Linked DNA regions of Homo sapiens: region 1 is linked to region 2. The links are chromatin contacts, found by Hi-C or POLR2A ChIA-PET in ENCODE. All regions are on one chromosome and are shown on one strand. Each heading gives the region's core, a stretch centred on a gene start or an enhancer-like site at or near the end of the contact. The rest is flanking DNA. Distances are from core to core; before and after follow the strand shown. Region 1 has its middle 56 kb from the start of CD8B2. Region 2 overlaps NCK2 (NCK adaptor protein 2).

What was found. Hi-C counts contacts between places; a loop is a spot of excess contacts on that map. ChIA-PET counts read pairs that join two places held with the same protein, here RNA polymerase II (POLR2A). Pooled maps may share reads with other maps.
Region 1: a loop to region 2 is called in a map of CD4-positive, alpha-beta T cell, with 4 times the contacts of the local background. The contact joins two enhancer-like sites. A Hi-C loop is called at or near these places in 2 of 168 maps with a recorded cell type or tissue (CD4-positive, alpha-beta T cell and CD8-positive, alpha-beta T cell), 1 of 37 single-sample maps with no recorded cell type and 7 of 50 pooled maps. POLR2A ChIA-PET finds 5 or more read pairs at or near these places in 2 of 52 experiments (H1 and HEK293T).

Annotation. Positions count from the first base shown.
Region 1 is chr2:106,541,687-106,544,523 of GRCh38, reverse strand. It overlaps a transcript of CD8B2 not described here. Among named protein-coding and RNA genes, the nearest start is that of CD8B2, 56 kb to the right of the region's middle. Within about 2 kb of position 1,335, at least 2 of the 41 ENCODE cell types and tissues checked have a DNase peak (open chromatin) inside an H3K27ac peak, as active enhancers do.
Region 2 is chr2:105,781,396-105,784,200 of GRCh38, reverse strand. All of the region lies in intron 1 of NCK2 (NCK adaptor protein 2), which reads right to left. Among named protein-coding and RNA genes, the nearest start is that of NCK2, 38 kb to the right of the region's middle. RefSeq lists an enhancer at 801-1,301. Within about 2 kb of position 1,300, at least 3 of the 41 ENCODE cell types and tissues checked have a DNase peak (open chromatin) inside an H3K27ac peak, as active enhancers do.

The sequences.
Region 1 (2,837 bases), core at 86-2,585, 760 kb before region 2:
GACAGTGTCTGGAAAGGTAGCCTGGAAGGGCTGTGTCTGTCCTCCAGAGGAAGCTGAGAGGAGGCCAGACCCCAACAGCCCAGCTGGGAGTCCGTCCCCTTCCAACCTGGGCCTAAGCCTCAGGAGTGAGTTGAACGGCTCTCCCCGCATGAGAAGACACATAAACTACCCACTAGTATGGTCAGAGTTGTGATCTGTGAAACTGGGCTAAAAACAGCAAGCTACATTTAGTCATTAAGACGTTTATTTCTGCAACTGCTTCCCACATTCCAAATCTATTCAAAAACCTATTCAAATAACTAAAAACTTGTTGGTAACTTTTTTACAACTCCCATGCAGCTTCAGGATGGCCTCGCTAGACACGCATGCAGTCTGAGCACCTGTTCAACCATACTCCACCAAGTCCTGCAATTATTGATGATAAGCCTGCACACAGGCCACCCACGTGCTCTTGACCAAAGCGGATCAGGCAGTCCCAGTCCCTTGCTAGGCATCCATGGGGAAATGTGAAAACAGTTCACAAGATCTGGGTCTGGAAGAAAAATAGGACTTTCATGAGTAGAGAAGAACAATCGAATCAGATGCAAAAGATGGGCAATGTACATCACAAAACTTTCAGTGTATAAGCACAAATCCACAGAAATCCATCCAAGTTCATGGAACCTGTGAAACTCATAGAAAGCTTGAAATATAAACTGTCCAACTAAGACAGCCCTAGCTCCAGTCAATAAGAGTAATTTCACTGGGTTCTCCATGGTCCAGGGCTACTGGAATTCAGAAGATCCTGATATTTACATCATGGATTGACAGGCTTTGGATATTTTGTTTCTTTTTACTTTTATATTCTTTATTTTGTTTAATTAATTTATTTATATTGAGACAGAGTCTCGCCCTGTTACCCAGGCTGGAGTGCAGTGGTGCAGTCTTGGCTTTGGATATTTTGTTTCTTTTTACTTTTATATTCTTTATTTTGTTTAATTAATTTATTTATATTGAGACAGAGTCTCGCCCTGTTACCCAGGCTGGAGTGCAGTAGTGCAGTCATGGCCCACGGCAGCCTCAACTTCCGGGTTCAAGCAATCCTCCAATCCTCAGCCTCCCAAGTAGCTGGGACCATAGGTGGGTGCCACCACGACCGGCTAATTTTATTTTATTTTTTTGTAAAGAGGGGTTCTTATTATATTGCCCAGGCTGGTCTCGAACTGCTGGGTTCAAACGATCTTCCCAGGAGGCCTCAGCCTCCCAAAGTACTGGGATTACAAGCGTGAGCCACTCCGCCAAGCCTGATATTTTATTTGAAAATACCTAAGCCTCACTTGCAGGACTTTGTAGCTGCAGGTAAGGCAGTTCCCGGCGGTCGGGATACAAAGAGAAACATGAGAAGCCCGGGTCCTTCCGCATTGAAGTTACTTCTTCTCAGGAGAGAACTTCCAACTTTCTTTACACTGTTAACAGAGCCTATAACGAGTGGCAATCATGACTAAATACTTGTTCCTTGGGCTCAAAAACAGGGTACATTAACGCGAACCTCCCGGACCTGTGCGGCATGGCCGAGCGCTCCTCTTTCTTTATGCAGTTCTGCGCTGGAACACACGGGGGCAGCAGAGTCTAGCCTGACCCCGAGCAACGTACGGAAATGTTAGGGGCACTGCTCAGTTGATAAGCCGGGGCTGGATGATGGGCGCACATGTATTCACTTATACACACATACGTACATATACATATGTAAAATGTATATACTTTTATATTTATTTATACTTCATATATAGTATGTATTTCATATATATTTCATATATAGTATGTTTCATATATATTTCATATATAATATATATTTCATATATAATATATACTTCATATATAATATATACCTATATATTTATATAACCTATTTTATACATTACATAATATATATCCTTCATGGGGAAGGATTTCTTTACATCCTTCTGGTCTACCCAAAGTTGTCTTTAATAGGCATGTATTTGTTAAATAATCAGGAAAAAAAAAGAATTAACTTGAAAGTGGAAGAAAATGCACATTAATGAAAATCCAGGATATATATTGAGAGTTTTTCCTCACAAAAATATATTTCAGTTTACAAAATAATTAGTAATATAAGGACTCTAAGTAACAATCTCTATTCATGACTGTATTAGTCAAATGCCTTTGAGCACCTCATATGTGTATAAGTCACTCTTTTAGTTTCCAAAGATGGCAAGAGAAGTCAGATCTAGTTACTGCCCGCAGTGAGCCCACAGCTGACCAGCCGTGAACCCCAGATAATGACTGTTATATCAGAGGGATGCGCAAAATGCTGTGCAGACAACAGAGACGGAGACCGTGAACTCTACAAGGGCTGAAGTCCCTGAGGATCTACAGAGGAGGGGAGGCTGAAGGTTTGTCTTCAAAGGTTAAGTAAGAATTGACCAGTTAAAGTGGCAAGTGGCGTATCAGACAGGGAACAGTCAAGACAAAGTTTATGGAGAGTTGGAAGAAGGAAAAGTTGGCTGGAGGTAGAGTGAAGGCTGAGCCATGGGGAACGGTGGTCCCGCCAGAGAGTGAACAGCCTTGACCTCTAGCTTACACTGCAATGGGATGGCTGGCAGAGGCTGTAGTTGAAGCCATGCCTGGGCTCTGGATACAGCTCTGCCAAGATAGGGCAGATTCGTGGTGGAGTTGGAAGGATAGAAGGGATGAAATATGTTGGTAGGTTCTCTATTCCAGTGACTTTCCAACTTTTTAAACTGCAACCTGCAATAAAGAATGCCTTTCACAATGCCACTCAATATACAGAAATATACATGCATGTGTGGTGGACATTCATATAATGCAAACATACA
Region 2 (2,805 bases), core at 51-2,550:
GCCCAAGAGGTAGAGGCTGCAGTGAACAGAGATGACGCCACTGCACGCCAGCCTGGGTGACAGAGGGAGAGCCTCTCTCAAAAAAGAAAAGCTCCCAGTGACGCTTTCCTGAATGAAAATGAATTTCATCACTGCCAATGCCACGCATGGTGTTGAGGCCAACCAGGTGCCACAGAAGGGACCTGCCGTCCAGCTGAAGCAGGTCCTGCTGCTTACTCAGTGACCTGCAAAGGCAATGGCACTCTGTCTTCTGCAGAGAAAGGGTGTTTCATTTTCTCGTGCAAATTCCAAATATATCCACATTTCAGATTGCTACAAGGCAGTACTATAAAGGGAGAAGCGAAACAACTCCCACTTTCTGGGAAGAAATGCCCTTGTTTCCAGCTGCAAAACCCTCTCTGTGGGGAAGCACACTGAAGTCGCTCAGGAACAGGCCACCCCTCTTGGAAAGAGTGGAGGTCATCATTTTTCACCTATTAGCGAAAAAAAAACATAATCTGAATACATTTATGTAGGGCTATTACCCAGAATATTTACAGGGTTTCTTCGTGCTAAGGTATTTCATGATGCTCAGAGGAACAAGGTGGAAAAAACACACCATTATTCTCCGCGAACGGCTGCCTTCCTAGTAACTGCACCCACGGTGGCAAATACTGCACATTAACCTGTGCCTTGGTGGTGTACGAAGCTTCCCACAAGCAGGTGAAGATGAAGAGCTAAGTCTGGCTCAGACAGGCAACGCTGCATCGAGCTGTTTTTACTCTAAATAAAAACCATGTTCCACGCGGGCCTTCACGGTGCTACCCCAGAACACGGGCACAATTTAATGCCTCACTCCGAGGAAGGAAGCTCAGGGAAGTCTCCTCTAGTGACTCTTAGAGGCTCCCCAAAGGAGGAGGGCGATGGGGGCCCACCCAAGCTCTAGCGAGGCTACAAACAGCACGCAGAACATTCCACTGCCATTACTTTCCATCTTCAAAAGATTACATATCATCTTAAAGAAAATTCAAGGTTAAATTGGCTTCCTCAGCTGCTGCGGCAGAAAGCAAAGCAGTGCTGCAGAGAAAGTTAAACCACCTCCCAGGGCTCTGGCCTTCTGCAACTCTTATTCTAAGGCAGCTTCCCCATCTATCTTGTTCCACGGTTATATCCCAGGTACCCAAAAAGGCTCTGGCCTTAAGGCTTACCTGTTGCAAATGATAGTCGACCAACTCAGCTGCAAATGGGGCTTGTTATGACACCGGAAATAAAGGTGAGGCTGCCACCCTCTTCGCCAAGCCGGTGAGCACAAGTGTCTGGAGTAACTGCCCCCTACGCCTCTCCAGTTGGGAGCGTTGGGGACAGTAAGTGAGTACTAGTCACTGGAAGCCAGCTCTGAGAGGCAGGTGCTGTGGCTGCCAGAGCTGAGCACAAGCCTAACAGCCTTTGCAACCTCCTCTTCTCCCCGACATCCACTTCGCCTCTACAGGCAGCTGCAGCCCATTTTGCCAAATGATTTCAACGGGCCGGATCCCCCACTCTCAGAAACGATCAGGTTCTATCATTTGACGTTGCATGAGGAGAGCTAAATTAGCCATGAAAACAAAACTGCTCTAACAAAATAAAAAGTACTAAAACCACATACTACCTATGCATGGAGTTCAAGAGTGAGAGGATGAAAACATAAGACACTTCACATAGCCAGCATTCCTCAAGTGAGATTTTGTGTAGAATTTAAAGTAACTTTAATACTTAAGAAAAGAGCGTTCATTATATAGACTGTTTCTTCTCAAGTCCTCAAATGGCCATCAACCCAACTCTGACACCTGCTGTGGAGAGAGTGGAACTAGTTTTAGGGAGATTTTTGGTGGCAGAGAGAGAAGGCAGATCACTAATCCCCATGGGCTGGTGGAAGCCATCAGCAGGATGTGCCTGATAATCCATCCATCTACACCAGAAGGAAGGGCCACCCTGAGTCCCTGGGCCCGGCCACCCCGCCTGCCTACAGCCAGACCAGGAGGGTTGTCCCCTTACTCCTATAAAGAGAGGGGAAAGAGATGATCGGTGATAGGCTCCCACTCTCGCGGAAGCCCAAAAGCAACTTCCCGCAGTCATAGTAAGAACAGAGTAAGGAAGGAATGGACCTCAAACCTGGGAAACCAGGTCTTTGTCTAGGAGCTCCTCCCTCAGCTTGAGGGACCTGATGGGCCGCAGGTTTTCAGGTAATTTGGACTCACTTGGACATTCTCAACTTCATAGTCAAGAAACTGACAGCTGTATGTACCTATTTCAGTTAAAAGCATTTACGGCAAGAAATAAAGAGGGAAGAATACATATGCACGTATACCAGTTCATTCAGCAAATGCCTAATGAGCATCACTACGTGGCCAGAGTCCTTATCACAGACTCATTCCAACTGGAGAAACAGACATGTCTACAAATTTTCGTACTGCGGAGAGGCGACAGCTCTGTCACAGACAACATAAATTGCAGGATTATCACTTGCCAAGCCACAGGCTCTGTACTTTTCATGCATTGCTCTTTATTATAAACCTAACAACTACCTTACAAGACTGCTATTTTCTCCATTTTTCAGATAATAAAACTGATGCACAAAGACCTCTGCCAGCCCAAAGTCACACTATGGCAATGGCAGGTCATGATTCATGCCAGCAAACCAGATCTTAACTGCTAGGCTGTACTGCCTTCCAGGAATGAGTGCAGAAATATTACGAAACAGACGTACATGGACTAGAAGGCCAAGGAGGGTCACTAGTTCTGGCTGGGGGAATCCTGAAGGCTTCAAAAGGGAGATTGCATTTAGTC